Regions from separate parts of the Homo sapiens genome. Here region 1 is linked to region 2. A link is an interaction called in ENCODE POLR2A ChIA-PET data of the cell type or tissue named here. Cell type or tissue: Panc1. All regions are shown on one strand. Each heading gives the region's core, and the rest is flanking DNA. Links, peaks and the distances in the headings are about the cores only.

Region 1 (8,292 bases), core at 1,802-6,801, 190 kb before region 2:
TCTTTTTTATTAATGGACCCCCATTATAAATATCTTTCTTTCCACCAGGTAGTATTTTTTATCCTGTAGTCTACTTTTACTAATCATTCTTATGATTAGTGCTTACATATTATATCTTTTTCTATCCTTTCACTTTTAATCTCTCTGTCCTTATTTTTAAAGGGCCTTTCCTATAGACAACATGTAGTTAGTTCTTGATTTATTTTTGCATACAGAGTGATAATATCTACCTTTTAACTGGCGTGACTGGACCATTAAATTTTAATTTAATCTAATTATCATTAAAGTTGAGTATAAATATCACTAGCAATTTGATTTCTGTTTCTCATTTCTTCTTTGTTTCTGTTTCCCTCTGTTCATGTCTTCTTTAGAATTACTGTAATTGAATATTTTAATAATAATTTCATCTTCATTATGGGCCTATTTGTTATTTCTGCTTGTTTCATTTTTTTAATGGTTGCTTTAAGGATTATAATGTACTAATCCATTACAGTCTAGTGCCAAGTAATGTATGTCATTGTCACCTGTAGAAACCTCAGAACTTTACAACAATAATCTCATATTTTTCTCCTTCCTTCCTGTGTGCTTTAATTCTAAATCCTTTAATACTAATTGTACTGCTGCTCTACCAGGAATAAATTTCCCCAGATAATGCTGATTTGAAAAGCCCTTATTTTAAGAAGTAGATTACTGATTGGCACTTTTTTTCTCTTTCAGTTCTTTGTTTTTTCTTTTTAAAAATTTATTTCTTTTTTATTTTCATAGATTTAGGGGCTAGAAGTACGATTTTGTTATGTGGTTATATTGCATAGTGGTGAAGTGGATTTTAGTGTAACCATAACCCAAATAGTGTCCATTGTACCCATTAGATAGTTTCTCATTCCCCAGTTCCCTTTCATCCTCCCATCTTCCTGAGTGTCCATTGTCTATTATTCTACTATGCCCACATGTATGCACTATTTACCCCCCACTTATAAATTAGAACATGTGGTATTTGAATTTCTGTTTCTGAGTTATTTCACTTAAGATAATAGCCTCCAGTTCCATCCATGCTGCTATAAAAGACATGATTTTATTTTTAATGGCTGAGTAGTACTCCATGGAGTATATGTGTATATATAAATATCACATTTTATTTACCCAATCATCTGTTAATAGACACTTACGTTGATTTTATATCTTTGCTACTGTAAATAGTGCTGTGCTAAACATACAAGTACAGTTATCTTTCTGATATAATGATGTATTTGCTTTTGGGTAGACAGCCAGTAGTGGGATTGCTGGAACAAATGGTAGTTCTATTTTTTAGGTCTTTGGGAAATCTCCATACTGTTTTCCATACAGGTTATACTAATTTACATTTCCAGCAACAATTTATAAGCATTCTTTTTTCTCCTAATCTTCAACATCTGTTATTTTTTGACTTTTTAATAGTAGCCATTCTGACTGGTATAATATGGTATCTCATTGTGGTTTTAATTTGCATTTGTCTGATGATTAGTGATTTTCAGCATTTTTTCATATGCTTGTTGGTTGTGTATATGTTTCTTTTGAAAAATACCTTTTCATGTCCTTTGTCCATTTTTTAAATGGTTTGTTATTTTCTTGTTGAATTGTTTGAGTTACATGTACATTTTAGATATTAGTCTTTTGTCCAATACACAGTTTGCAAATATTTTTCTCATTCCTTAGGTTATCTGTTCACTCTGATACTTCTTTGGCTGTGCAGAACATTTTTAATTTAAGTTACTTGTGGATCAACTTCAATTTAACTCTCATTTGGCTATTTTTGTTTCTCTTGCATTTGCTTTTGAGGATTTAGTCATAAATTCTTTGCCTAGGTCAATATGTAGGAGGGTTTTTCCCAGATTTTCCTCTAGAATTATTATAGTTTCAGGTTTTACATTTAAGTCATTAATCTATTTTGAGTTCATTTTTGTATAAGGCAAGAGACATTATTCCAGTTTTATTCTTCTGCATATGATTATCCAATTTCTCAACACCATTTATTGAATAGAGTGCCCATTCACCACTGTGTGTTTTTGTTGATTTTGTCAAAGAACAGTTGGCTGTAAATAAGTGTTACAACCAGGAGGGAGGCTGTACCCTGCAAAGTCACAAGGGCAGAGCTGCCCAAGACCATGGGAGCCCACCTCTTGCATCAGCGTGACCTGGATATGAGACATGGAGTCAAAGGAGATCATTTTGGAGCTTTAGGATTTGACTGCCCTGCTGGATTTTGGACTTCCATGGGGCCTGTAGACCCTTTGTTTTGGCCAGTTTCTCCCATTTGGAACAGCTGTATTTACCCAATGCCTGTACCCCCATTGTATCTAGGAAGTAACTAACTTGCTTTTGATTTTACAAGCTCCTAGGCAGAAGGGACTTGCCTTGTCTCAGATGAGACATTGGACTGTGGACTTCTGAGTTAATGCTGAAATGAGTTAAGAATTTGGGGGACTATTGGGAAGGCATGATCAGTTTTGAAATGTGCAAGTGCATGGTGCAAGCTGTCAATGGATCTACCATTCTGTGGCCTGGAGTATGGTGGCTTTCTTCTCACAGCTCCACTAGGCAGTGCCCCAGTAGGGAATCTGTGTCGGGGGTCTGACTCTACATTTCCCTTCTGCACTGCTCTAGCAGAGGTTCTCCATGAGAGCCCCACCCATGCAGCAAACTTTTATCTGCGCATCCAGGCATTTCCATACATCTTCTGAAATCTAGATGTAGGTTCCCAAACCTCAATTCTTGACTTCGGTATACTCTCAGGCTCAATACCATGTGGAAGTTGCCAAGGCTCGAGGCTTGCACCCTCTGAAGCTCTGGCCCTAGCTCTACGTTGACCCCTTTCAATCATGGCTGGAGTGGCTGGGACACAGGGCACGAAGTCCCTAGACTGCACACAGCATGAGGACCCTGGGCCGGGTCCAGGAAACCACTTTTTCCTCCTAAGCCTCCAGGCCTGTGATGGGAAGAGCTGGCACAAATGTCTCACATGCCCTAGAGATATTTTCCCCATTTTCCTGGTGATTAACATTCAGATCCTTGTTACTTATGCAAATTTCTGCAGCTGGCTTGAATTTTTCCTCAGAGAATGTAATTTTCTTTTCACTTGCATTGTCAAGCTGCAAATTTTCCATACTTTTATGCTCTGTTTCTCTTTTGAAACTGAATGCCTTTAACAGCACCTAAACCCCCCTTGAATGCTTTGGTGCTTAGAAATTTATTCTGTCAATTACTCTACATCATTTCTTCAAGTTCAACATTCCACGAATCTCTAGGGCAGGGGCAAAATGCTGCCAGTCTCTTTGCTAAAACATAATGAGAGTCAGCTTTGCTCAACTTCCCAAAAAGTTCCTCATCTCTATCTGAGACCACCTCAGGCTGGACCTTATCGTTCATATCACTATCAGCATTTTTGTCAAAGCCTTTCAACAAGTCTCTTGGAAGTTCCAAACTTTCCAACATTTTCCTGTCTTCTTCTGAGCCCTCCAAACTGTTGCAACCTCTGCCTGTTACCCAGTTCCAAAGTCACTTCCACATTTTCAGGTATCTTTCCAGCAACACCCCATTCTACTGGTACCAATTTACTGTGAGCAAGTCACATCTTACATGGATAGCGGCAGGCAAAGAGAGAGCTTATGCAGAGAAACTCCTGTTTGTTAAAACCATAAGATCATGTGAGACCCATTCACTACCACGATAATAGCATGGGAAAGACCACCTTCCCCCCCGCCCCATCCCCCATGATTCAATCATTTCCCACCAGTCCCTCCCACAACATATGGGAATTATGGGAGCTACAAGATGATATTTGGGTAGGGACACAGAGTGAAACCATATAACACACATTGTTAGAAAAACCACAACCACTTCTGCTTTCTAATCTCTAATAGCCATCTCCTCTTTTCAGAGAGACCACCATGCTGTACTTGGGTTTCTTTCATGTAATGGTGGTTCTGAATGCCTTCACACAGGAAGCAGGGGAGACTGCAGGGCTCATCTTATGTATTTACCTTCTCCCAGAGGTCACAATCCTGCACTGCCTTTTGTTCAATGCTTGCAAACAGTAGTTTTTTACATTTTGTCCAGTTTTATAGTTCTTTATGTTGGGGAGAGAAAGTCTTGTTCTATTTATCCATCATGGCTGCCGATTAAATTCTCTCCTTAGGTGCGTTTTTAAAAGTCTAGCCATATTTTTTCCATATACCAGTTATATCCTTATCAGTAGTCTGCTGTATAAAACACTCAGACATTCATACAATAATTGCAAGTGACTTTTCTTTTTTTTTCATGGAGTCTTCCTCTGTTGCACAGCTAGAGTGCAGTGGTGCAATCTTGGCTCACTGCAACGTCTGGCTCCTGGTTTTAAGCAATTCTCCTGTCTCAGCCTCCTGAGTAGCTGGGACTACAGGCACATGCCACCATACCCAGCTAATTTTTGTATTTTTAGTAGGGACGGAGTTTCACCATATTGGTGAGGCTGGTCTAAAATTCCTGACCTTAGGTGATCCACCCACCTCAGCCTCCCAAAGTGCTGGGATTACAGGTGTGAGCCACTGCACCCAGCCTCAAGTGAATTTTGATAGATAATGAGGAGATGGGGGTAAGAGAGTTACATTTACATGCTAGCCAGAAATGATATTTTAAATGATGATAAGCAAGGCTATCACTGATGAGCAAAATGATTACATTTCCCTAACCTTTAAAGAAAAGAGTAAGTTTTGCACAATGATAAACCATAAGACTTGAACTATACACATATATAAAAAGAACAGGTATATATTTCAGGAAAGAGGCCAGTTGATGAAAATAAATAGCCTGCTAAATGAAAGAGTGGGGATTACAAAGAATGAGGCAACCAGGCTTCTAGCCAAGGTACTGACAACTAAGAATGATTTTCAACTCAACACAAAAGGATACTTGGCCCAATATGTATGGAAGAAAATGGGGTATAGAAATCTGTGATGAATGGGAAAAGACCAAGCAATCACAAAAACCAAAAGCACCACTGAGGACCACTGAGCTGCCTAAACTGTGTTAGTAACATTCCTAGGGCATCTATGGAGAGGAAACAGAGAAATCAGTGCTGTGAGGTTAAAGAAATATATTCGTGTCTATTCTCTTCTTTCAGCTTGGGAGCATACAACTAAACATCTTACAGAGCCACAGAGGAGAGAAGTTCACTCTTTTCACCACATGGAAGTTTTCCCACAGGCCAAGAGCACCATGATGCCAAGGCTGTTTAGTAAAAGCTATTTAGAAAGCAGTAACAGAGTGAGAATGCAGAGCTGCCTGATTTGCAAAAAACAAGACATCTAGTGTTACTAACCAGAGATATCATTTCTGTATCACCTCAATTGTATCCAACCAGCTCTACGAACATGCTATGGTAGAATATTGGTCTAGAAACTAGGGAAATAAAAGCAACTCAACTTATTCTATCCCTTGAGTAACTTACAATTTGGAAGAATAGCCTGACATTAAAAAAAAAACATTCAAAATTTTGGTCAGTAATTATTTGTAATTTATCTTAGTGAGAAGATATAAAATCCCATACAATAAAGTAATTAGCAAAATTTGCAAAAATGTTAAATTTTAGTAGGATTAATGCAGAGTAAAAGTTTAATATAATATGACGTACTTTTGAAATTTATAACTTAGTAATATTAATATAAAACATTGGGTTTAGTAAAGTCCACAAGGGTCATCAGGGATGATTTTTCTTTTCTATGGTATTCTATTTTTATTTCCTGTAGTATTTTAAGGTTCCAATAATAAAAAAATCTTAAATTTCATATATAGTTCTACTATTTTATGCAGCTTACAATTTTGTAATTAAGAGCCATAGAGCTTCAATTTCCAGATTCATGATCTTGAGAGAGTATAGCGATGAGACCATTGTGTTGACAAAGGAAAGACTAAGTCAATGTGACTAACAGTTTTTCTTCTGCCAACTGAGATTACAAGTCTGGGAGGCCGAATTACACCCACTTTATTTTAAAAATACTTCACAATTCTTTGAACATGAGTTGAGGTTTTTTTCTTCTGTCTTTATTATGGATAAGAGTATAAGACAATAAATGGGGCCTCATATTTTATAATTCACTGATATGAAGAAAATGAAAAATGATAGTTGAACATGCAAGTTGACCGTACCTAAAATTTGATAATTTGCTTTAAAATGTCTCTCGGGCATATAGAGAGTTTCTGGTACCTATAAATGTGGGTATTTCATGGTACAATTCAGAATTATCATTTTCCTTAAATGTTTTTAGGATTCCCTGAAAGTCTAAAAATGTGGAAATAAAAGATTCCTTGGAAATATTAAAACAGCATGAAATTACTTTTCTCCCTAAATTATCAAATCCATAATTAGACTCAATAGCCCTAAAGGGTCTTGAGTAATAAGGGTTCCCAGAAACCTACCTCTTGTACACATTTTTTTGCACTCTTCCAGACTTTCAAATCGATTCTGATTTCCTTCACATCCCCCATATATAAATTCTTCGCACTGTCGAGTGAAAATATTGAAGAAAAATCTTTTCATGATTGCTTTACATGGGCCATCATCCGCCTTGAATGCACAAAATGAATGCATAAGTTTCAGTGGTGGCAACTCCGTATCTATAAAGTAAAAATAAAAGATATAACATGTAATCTCCATCAACACTGTAATAATGTTCTTTATTTCCTTTTTAATATGTCCTGATTTTAAGGAAAAGTACAATAAAACATACTAAGAAACTATAAAAAGTTATTCAGTTATCAAAATGGTAGATAAAGTTAATAAATTCACCAAATGAAACACAACTTCTAGACTCTTGTTAGGGAGGTATTGCTTAAATCGTACCAACCGAACTGGGAGGGAATTGAGTAGTAGTTGTAAGGCAACTTCATTCAAGTGGATGTGTCCACAATAGACCTCTTTTAACTCAGCTAATGGACAGTTCTTTGAATTTCTCTCCCTAACCCACACTTGTGTCACTTTTTACACATAAAACAACCCTTTAAAAGCAACAGCATATTCACATTCACATATATATATACACACACATATGTATATAACACTATATTAAACCATTTTCCCTAATTATAAAAATTTATGTGTTTGATGTTCTGAAAAATATACTTCATGGTGCTTTTTATTTTAACTTACCATACCATGCTTGGGTTTTAATAATGTTGAAATAATGTAAATAATGCTTTCTATGTTTTAAATAGAATGAGGCAATTCTTTTGACTTCACGTTATATATTTTTTCTTTAAATATTTAACTCCTAATTTTCATAACAGAATTTTCTATCCTGGGAATGGACATAGAAATAGGGGAAACTCAACTAGATTTTTTAAACATTTTATTTTTTTCAAGTCCAATAAAATTAATAGAAGCCTAATGTTAAGTAAAGTCTATTTGTTTACCAGTAAAGATAGACACTGAAAATTGTGGGTGGTGCAACCAAAAGAATAATGACAAAAATGCCATATAATACTTCTTGAATATTTTCTGCATATTGAGTCTATGTATTTTCTATGTCTTTGGCAATTGATTTATTAATCTCTTATGGGGAATATTGAAACCTATAAATGACCGAAACCAATTTTGCCTCTAGAGGGCAGCAGTATTATATTGAATTAAACAGATGAGTATAAATATCTTGAAAAAAAGTGTTTTCATGCATTCTAAAATAGTTTACTTTGAACAACAACAAAAAAAGAATGAGACTTTAATATTTTCACATAAAATATTTTTAAAGCATAAAATACAGGATAAGTTTTTGGAGTATGATTGTCTCAAAAGAAATCAGTTTTAAATTTCCTGTAATTTCAAAATGTGAATTTTTTGAAACAGAAAATATGTGTGTAATAAAAGTTAAATTAGATAATTTTATTAATTGCACTCCACCCATAATATATTATTATTCTAATAATCAATTTTGAATTAATAGCAAGTATTAGTCTTATTTTAGTAATGTTAAAACTTTTTGTAACAAAATGATTGAAATGATATTGTTAATTTTTTATATGAGTCATAAAATTGTAAGTAGCCTTTACAATCTTGGAAGGATTAAAGATACAGCTTTCTATACATAAGTTGGCATTTTCATGCTGTTTGATTCATGTGACACTAATTATTTTTGAACACGTAAATTTTATCTCAACTACTAACACTGCTTTCAATTTTTAAAAATACTAGTTAAATTTACATAATACCATCTCATTATTTTGATCTATTTGATAAGTTAATTGATTATTTTTTTCAATTGAAATAAATTGAGCTGACAGAACTGA
Region 2 (8,292 bases), core at 1,982-6,981:
TTGTCATTAGCCTTTCCTATAAACCACTTATCTGTATTATGCTCATAATTTATTTCTAAAACACCTATCTATTCATATTTTCATTCTTCAAAACTTCAACAGGATTTTCTAATGATTAACTTCATCATCATTAAGTAAGGCACACAAAGCTTTTGATTTTCTTGCATTGGAGAAATAAGTAAAATATTATGCCATTCTACAAATCTTCTTGATAAATGTTAAAAAGAAAGAAAATAGTTTTATTATTAAATAAGCACTAAACCCAGTTGTGATTGCCTCACAGGCAATCCACTAAAGAGACTGCAAGACAGAAAGAAATCTCACATTTTTGTGTGCCAGGAAGATATAATTCATTAAATACAGCTTAGTTGTTTTATCCAAAGAAAAGCAAAGCTTCTCACATCTCCAAAACAAGCAAGAAGTTACAACTTGGAGTCAGGCATTGAGGCCAAAATTCCACAGATATAGGGGGAAAAGGCCCTTTCCACCCTGAGGTCCACATTTCAAAATGATAGCCCCAAAGTCTTCATAAAAGATTCCTGAGATTCAAAACCAGCAAAAGTATTATTTAGCTTTTTTTTAAATTGACAAATACAAATTCTGTATCTTTATGGTGTACAGCATGATGTTTAGGTATATGTACATATTGTAGAATGGCTGAATCAAGCTGGTAAATACATCCATTACCTCATATAGTTATGTCTTTGTAGTGAGAACATGTGAAATATACTATCTTAGCGATTTTCAAGCACACAGTATAATCAACAATTAGTAGACAACCTGCAAAATGGGATAAAATATTTGCAAACTATATATCTGATGAAGATTTAATATCCAAAATATGTAACAGTTTTTAAAAGATTTTCTATTTCCTTTACTCTTGTCACAGTTTGTAACTTTATGTTAATTTCCTGGAAATCCCTTACACCTTCCTGAAGCACATTATGTTTGTACCTCACTTTTCCATACATTTATGCCTTCATTAATGCAATTTATTCCCCATGCTGAAATGTCCTTCTTTTCTTCATCTTTCTAGAAAACATTTAAGCATTCTTCAAGTTTCTGGCCCACGTACCACTTTGTCTATGCATTGACAAATATGAAAACATTGCTAGGAGGAAATATTTTTTAAAATACCTAAAATAGCTAAATATTTTTAAAACAGCTCCATTTATTAAACAGATATATCATAACATAACATTTGCAAATTTATTATTAAAGAGATATGTTTGATAGATTTATATAGAAAAATATTGGACATTTATGACCAAGTATGTTAATGCAAACTGATATATAATGATCAAGTTATACAGTATGTTTCTTTCTTATTCAAACCTCACTAAGCATGAAGTATGTATGCTGATATGGAAAAATAATATAAACATAGGTTGCTTGTTAAAATGCTGAAAAATCTCCATAATTTGGAGGAGTGTGAGTCATGACTGTATCAACTGTGAGCAAAAGAGCACAAACAGCTGCTTCTGATCCCTATGGTGCCATTCAATTTTCCTACTTTAGAAGCTTCATAAACACAATAAAATGAATGAGATAGGGACTCAGGGTTTCTCATTTTTCAGCAAGTCATTATAAAAACGGTCTCTACAACATATTCACAAATTATGATTAATGTGCTGCAAATTCACTTTGCAGCATAATCAGCTTCGTTTTAGCTGGAGAGGTGTTACTTGAGTCTTTTACTTTGCAGAGAGACCATATTTAAAAGTGAATAGTCATCATCTAACCCACCTTTCTTTTCAACTCTAACTAGCATCACATTAAAATCAGAAAATTGAGAAGAAACCAAGTATTTACTTTTTCAAGAACAAAATATTATTGCTTTGATAATATATTTCAGTTTTTATTGACCTATAAGAACTCTAAATGATTTGGTTTTTATCTTCATAAATATTTTCAAGTATTGGCTGGGTGTGGTGGCTCACATCTATAATCCCAGCACTTTGGGAGGCTGAGGTGGATGGATCACTTGAGGTCAGGAGTTCTAGATCAGCCTGGCTGACATGGTGAAACCCCATCTCTACTAAAAATACAAAAATTAGCGGGATGTGGGGGCATGCACCTGTAGTCCCAGCTACTCGGGAAGCTGAGACAAGAGAATCGCTTGAACCCGGGAGGCAGAGATTGCAGTGAGCCGAGATCGCACCACTGTACTCCAACCTGGGCAACAGAGCAAGACTCTGTCTAAAAATAATAAATAAATAAAAAAGCAAATATTTTCAAGTGTTGTCAAATGTCAAATGAGATATGTACTACTACGTACTATTTCACTGATGAACAAAACAAATACTTTATATTAAAACACTTTTATAGGACATTGAAACAACTGAAAATATGATTTAAAATGATACATAATATCCCAATTATGTATGCAACCACAAAATAGTCGCGTTAGAATGGATTATAAAAAACCAGGAAGAATTTTCCCAGTGGTTTGAAACCATGACCAAATACCCCACCTAAAAGAGGAATAGATAAAATGGCATCTTAACACAAACCTGAAGAGGTGTTGTGAGAGAGTCGCAAGGGTATGGTCCTGAGTCCAAAATAGGCTTCAAGCACTTGTCCTTGAAAATGTTGAATTTCATTTTTGTTGCACACACATTTTCTCGTTAGAGAAATCTTGTCTCCAAGATTTGTAGAGAACTGAGATGAGATTGAACGTATTAAGTGGTATCTCAGTTCCTGGAAAGTCTTAAGATCTCAACCAATCTTATTTCCATTTTCCTCATTGTCTAAAGCTTCTACTAAGAATATGTCTAATGTGTTGTACCTTAGCAAAAAGAAAAGGTGGAGTCATTCATGACAAGAAAAATACCTGTAAAGTGGATGATCCGTACATTGTTAATTAGTAAAACTACAACCTATCTATTTTATGTATAAATGAATGTATTTTTAAAAGCTCTGCTGTTGAAGTTACATTACGTCTTTACAGTCAGAGCAAAACATGAAGATCATAGTACCTCATTTGTAGAGTTATTGTAAAGATTAAATAATCTAATATATTTTAAAATAAAAAGAGAACAAAAGTCTAGAAGACAGTAAGCACCCCATTAAGTGGTATTTTGAATAGGTTTCTAATATTTTTGATTATGACAATATTGATGTTGATGATAAAGTTATCATAATATCTTTAACATTGACTAGATCATTTTACCACATTATTTTATAATGTGTCTACTCTTTAAGGGAGAAAAAAATTGATTATGTATAAACATGTATACATTAAAGTATCTCAGTAGTTTGCCACTATAGTCTATCTTTCTTTTTTATTTTAATGTGAATATAAACAATCTCCCTCTTACCAAAGATCAGACTTTATAGTTGGTTGAGTTAGTCTCAGTACTAAAACTTAGGGGCAAACATCCTAATTATAACATTAAATGGAGAAAAAATCAAGTGTATATATACAATACCAGTTTTATGCTGTTGGCAAATTATTGATGTTTAATTGACTATTGGGAGAAAATGCTACTTATGCAACTGCACTACTAGTGATTCCAGCAAAACCAAATGAGTCTGCATGTCGTATTAACCCCTCCAAATGAAACCCTGAGCCTATTAGCTTTTCTCTTTCTCCCATGTACCTTTCATCATATATAAAAGGCATCTCCATGGAAACAAAAAGCATTTCCCTTAGAAGACAAGAGGTGAGTGATTCCTGCCTAGTCCTATCATTATTCTTCAGAGATTACTTCATTTTATTACAAGTGAAAAACCTGCAACAGCAATCTGTACTCTGCAATTAAGAACAGGGCAGTTTAATCCTTGTAATAAGAATGGACCAGCAGCAGCTAAGAACAATTTTATTAACTTCCTAGAAGATTTGTGGCTCTACAACATTAAAGAAGGCCTCACAGTAAACTAATTTCCAGAGGGGAGAAGCAGTATATTTCAACCACGCATGACAGGTCAGAAAAGCCCCCTCGAGGAGTATATGAAATATTCGGTCTTCTTAAGCACCGATCAACAAAATGACACCATATCATATCTGTGTTTGCTGCAGGCTGACACTCTACCTCCTCTTATTTAAGACTGATTTTTAAGAATAACAAAAAAATGCTGGAAATGATTTATGGCTTCGTGCATAAACTTTATGTATTGAGAGCCACAAATCTCTCCTAAAAACGCATGAAGTTTTGGCACATTCCTAATTTCATTATTGTTTTTACATAATCTTGTGATAAATTTTATAGAATAAACATATACGGTTTATAATAACATCAAATATTACATTATTTTATCTGTATGTTTTCAAAATCATACAAAAATGTCCATGACTTCACATCCTCACCCAAACATTTAAATAATTTGATTTTTTATAAGTAATTTCCTATTTTTTTGCCTTTATTTTTTCATTAAAATGTATGGATAGGTGTGCGACATATCTTTTGCAGCAGATGTGAGAAGTTTAAAACATCCTATTAGAAGGAAACCCAGAAAAATGATAAATGATGGTGCTTCACACACAGAGCTATCACAAACTTCACAGAGATACTAGACAAATGGAGTTTTGAAAAAATGTAAATGTCTTTAAGAGTGGAGAAGAAGCGTGTATGTGCTTGTATGTGTGTTTTCATATATATAGTGTGTATGTACATAAATGTATATATGTGTTGGAATATTGGTATATAATAATTATGTTCTTTTCTCTGTATTTATGTAACATGATTAGTGTCAATCAAAATTAGAAAGAAAATACAAAGAAAAATGTTTTGGTTTTGTCTAGTGCAGACGTTAAAAATTTAACCTATTACATTTTCTCATTTGGTAAAATGAGTTAATTATGTTGCATTTTCTTTTCCTTTTATTCAGACTCTCGATACTGTGGTTAATATATTTTTTTTCCAAAGTTCAAAGTTCAAAGGTCAAGAAATATGCAAAAAGAAAATCAAGGATTATAAGCAAATGAAGAAACAGAGGTTACTACAACTCTCTGTCTTGCTTTAGTGATGGAACCATAAATTTTAGCTGAATGGTGGGCTACCAATAATAAAGACTAGAATTCCAGATTTTATTGCAGCAGGTGGAGGACATGTCACTAATTCTGACTAATGTTAAATGAAATGGTAAATGCATGACCTTGTAATGAAGGTACCCTCACAATGGATAGAACACAGCTTTGGTTATGATTCCTATGGACCAGGTAGATTTGAGTGATGCCCCCCAAATGGGCAGAGTAATAAATTAAAAGGAGACTGAATTCCTGACATATTGATATTCACTATATCGCAGGTCACTGTTATTCTGATTCTTTGCTGCAGCAGCTGCACTTGTGTTCTCATTAATGTAGAACATAACTTTATATCTGAGTGCAAATATTCATTCATTCACTCAATTAGCCAGTACCTGTTGAAAGCCAACTATATGCCAGCAGATTCTTATAATCTGGTAATTATACTCTTGGTTGATAAGCCGATATAAGCAAATATGGTATAAATATTATGAATTTAAAGGCAGACTGTAATAAAGAGAAACTCTTCATGCAGGTGTCTTCTCAAGTTGGACCACGAGAAAATTGGAGTTTTGAGAAGGTGCAAATGCCTTGAAGAGTAGAGAAATAAAAATGCTAAATAATAATATATGAACTAGATAATAACATATGAAGAGAATAAAAAAGTATTGAAAATATTATGCTGTCAGAAAGGATAGTCACAAGCGCAAAATAAATGATGGGCAATCAATGCCTCAAATTAATGAAAATAACTTTCCTGTGATATGAGAGACATTCAGAAATTGACATGCATATTTATATATGTACATGAATAAATATAAAAGGTAAATTATGAGACAACAGATGTATAATAAGCCAATTTAAATATATTGTATTACTTTATAGTATTTAATAAAAATTATAAAGCTATCAGAAAATATAAAATGTGCTCTTTGATGAATGCATAGAAAATTCAAATTAATTGGACAAGGGTGGACAGATATAACTGTTGTTTTTATACCAAACATGAAATTTAACATCTAAGGGAGAAATACAACTATACAAAAATGTAATATACTATTCCAAGATAACACTTGTATACATATATATCTTTGATATCACTATGTATTTATTTAGTGTTCAATTTTAACTCTGATCAATATTTACAATACTTTATTTTGATGAAAATAGTCCTTTGAACATTTAGCATAAATTGTATATATTTTCTCTGTATATCTGCTTTCATTTTTTGGAAAATAGGTTTTGACTGTTATATAATGAAGAGATGCCTGAATACTTTATGAATCAATTCATAGCATGTATAAAATGAAATAAAGTATTGACATCTTTCCAAGAAGCAAAATTAACCTTGAGGGAAATTCCGATTCATTTAGAAATCAGACATTGTGAAATTATATCATAATTCCTTCTACAGTAACTACCCTAAAAACCCAAGTAATTTTAGTTTGTGCTTTTAAATCTTTTAATTTAAAAAGATCTTTTTGCAAATTTGTCTCACTCCTGATGTTATGAATTGACTCTTTTATTTCATTACCATAGTCCAGTCAAAACCTTAAAGCAGTTATACACAGCTATGAAATCTAATGGTTTCTTATTAACCTTATTTTAATCCATGCTCTTGATAAGAAGCAATACTTATTCAGAAAGAATTAAAGGATACAGTAAATGTTCAGCCAATGTTTGTTGAATGAGTCATTTTAATGCATGTGTCATGTCTAAACACTGAACTCCATTTAACTGTACTCAGTGAATTGCTATATTGTTGAGATGGATCTTATCTTTACAGAGAATATGAGCAAAATCTTTTATAGGCAGTTATTAATTTGCATTAAATTAGGAATATATTTGAATGTATAGAAACCAATTTAAGACTTCTGGGTGTATACTTAAACATAGAATTATAAAATGTATCTTATAAAGTTGATCTTATTGAAAGCCATTTCTTTCATTTGATCAGTAGATTTCATCCTCTTCTTCCTACTCAAGGATGTTAGTTCTATAATTAACCTCTCTTACATCATAAATTTCTCCTTCTCTATTGGACCATACCCCATTGGCATATAAACGAAAAATGTTAATTATTTTATTTTTTAAAAACACCATAAAATTTTGTTGCACTTCATTGTTTCTCTTTGCAGGAAAACCCGAAAGACTTCTTTACATTTTCATGCTCTAATTCCTCTCCCCCTATTTCTCTCTTCAATCACCAATAAAGGTGTTTGCTCTTTCCAACCCGCTGAAATTCATTTAGTTTACAGTGTACAGTAATTTATAAAAGTTTCTTCGCTTGGCTTCTAGGAAACTCCACTTCATTGCTTTTCATTATACTACACTAGTTCACTGGGATTTTTTTTTCCCCTGATTCTTTCTCTTCTCTCAGCACACAACATTGGAGTGATCCAGGCCTGTCATTGGCCCTTTTCTGTTCTCTAACTACACTCTCTGTTTTGCTGGTCTTACTCAATCTTATAATATTGTATACTATCTCTAATAGCAATTATTCCCACATTTTCAGTCCAGACCATTTCCTGTAGCTCCAGTCTTATATATCCAATTGCATATTTGATAAAACTGATAGGCAAATGGAACATACTATATCTCAAACCAAATAAGCCTGATACCTCCCTACACTGAATCTGTTCCTACCCAGAGCCGGCCCCATCTCATTGATGGCAATCCATTCCACAGGTTACTCAGGACGAAAACCTCACCATCATTCTTTTGTCTTTTTTTTTTTTTTTTTTTTTCTTGACGCAGTCTGGCTACAGTTGCCCAGGCTGGAGTGCAGTGGCATGGTATCTCAGCTCACTGCAACTTCCACCTCCCGAGTTCAAACAATTCTCCTGCCTCAGCCTCCTGAATAGCTGGGATTACAGGAGTGTGCCTGGCTAAGTTTTGTAACTTTAGTAGAGATGGGGTTTCACCATGTTGGCCAGGCTGGTCTCGAACTCCTGATCTCAGGTGATCCGCCCGCATCGGCATCCCAAACTGTGGGGATTACAAGCGTCAGTCACCACACCCGGCCATCACCATCATCCTTGACTTCTTCCCTAATATTCCACATCCAATCTGTCATGACATTGCATTTTTCTCCCAATATACCTAAAATTGGTTCTGATATACCTAAAATTGGATTGGACCCCTCTTTTACGACTTCCGCTTTGTTTACGCCACTACCGTCCCTTACTTCACTTAGTTCACTATCTTCCTAACTGGTCCCCCTGCTTCCCAAGTTGCCTATCTACTTTGTATGATCAACACAACATTCATTGCTGAATCTGATAAAATGTATATTAGGCAATTTATCCCTCTGCTTTAAAATC

What was found. Peaks named below come from ENCODE experiments on the same cell type or tissue, not always from the same donor. Only the 100,000 strongest peaks of a DNase experiment are listed, where the experiment ranks them.
Region 1: POLR2A ChIA-PET joins it to region 2 with 8 read pairs; 1 of 35 experiments calls an interaction of 5 or more read pairs at or near these places.

The regions. Positions count from the first base shown.
Region 1 is chr2:187,490,452-187,498,743 of GRCh38, forward strand. TFPI (tissue factor pathway inhibitor) reads right to left here. Exons shown (of 8, transcript NM_006287.6): 3 at 6,430-6,627. The region is part of intron 2 of CALCRL-AS1 (CALCRL and TFPI antisense RNA 1); the gene reads left to right. Among named protein-coding and RNA genes, the nearest start is that of CALCRL, 46 kb to the left of the region's middle. In Panc1, for the core only: no CTCF peak of the experiment used is centred there; no DNase peak of the experiment used is centred there; H3K27ac peaks cover 886 bases.
Region 2 is chr2:187,682,915-187,691,206 of GRCh38, forward strand. No RefSeq gene overlaps it. Among named protein-coding and RNA genes, the nearest start is that of TFPI, 130 kb to the left of the region's middle. In Panc1, for the core only: no CTCF peak of the experiment used is centred there; a DNase peak (open chromatin) is centred at 6,687; H3K27ac peaks cover 698 bases.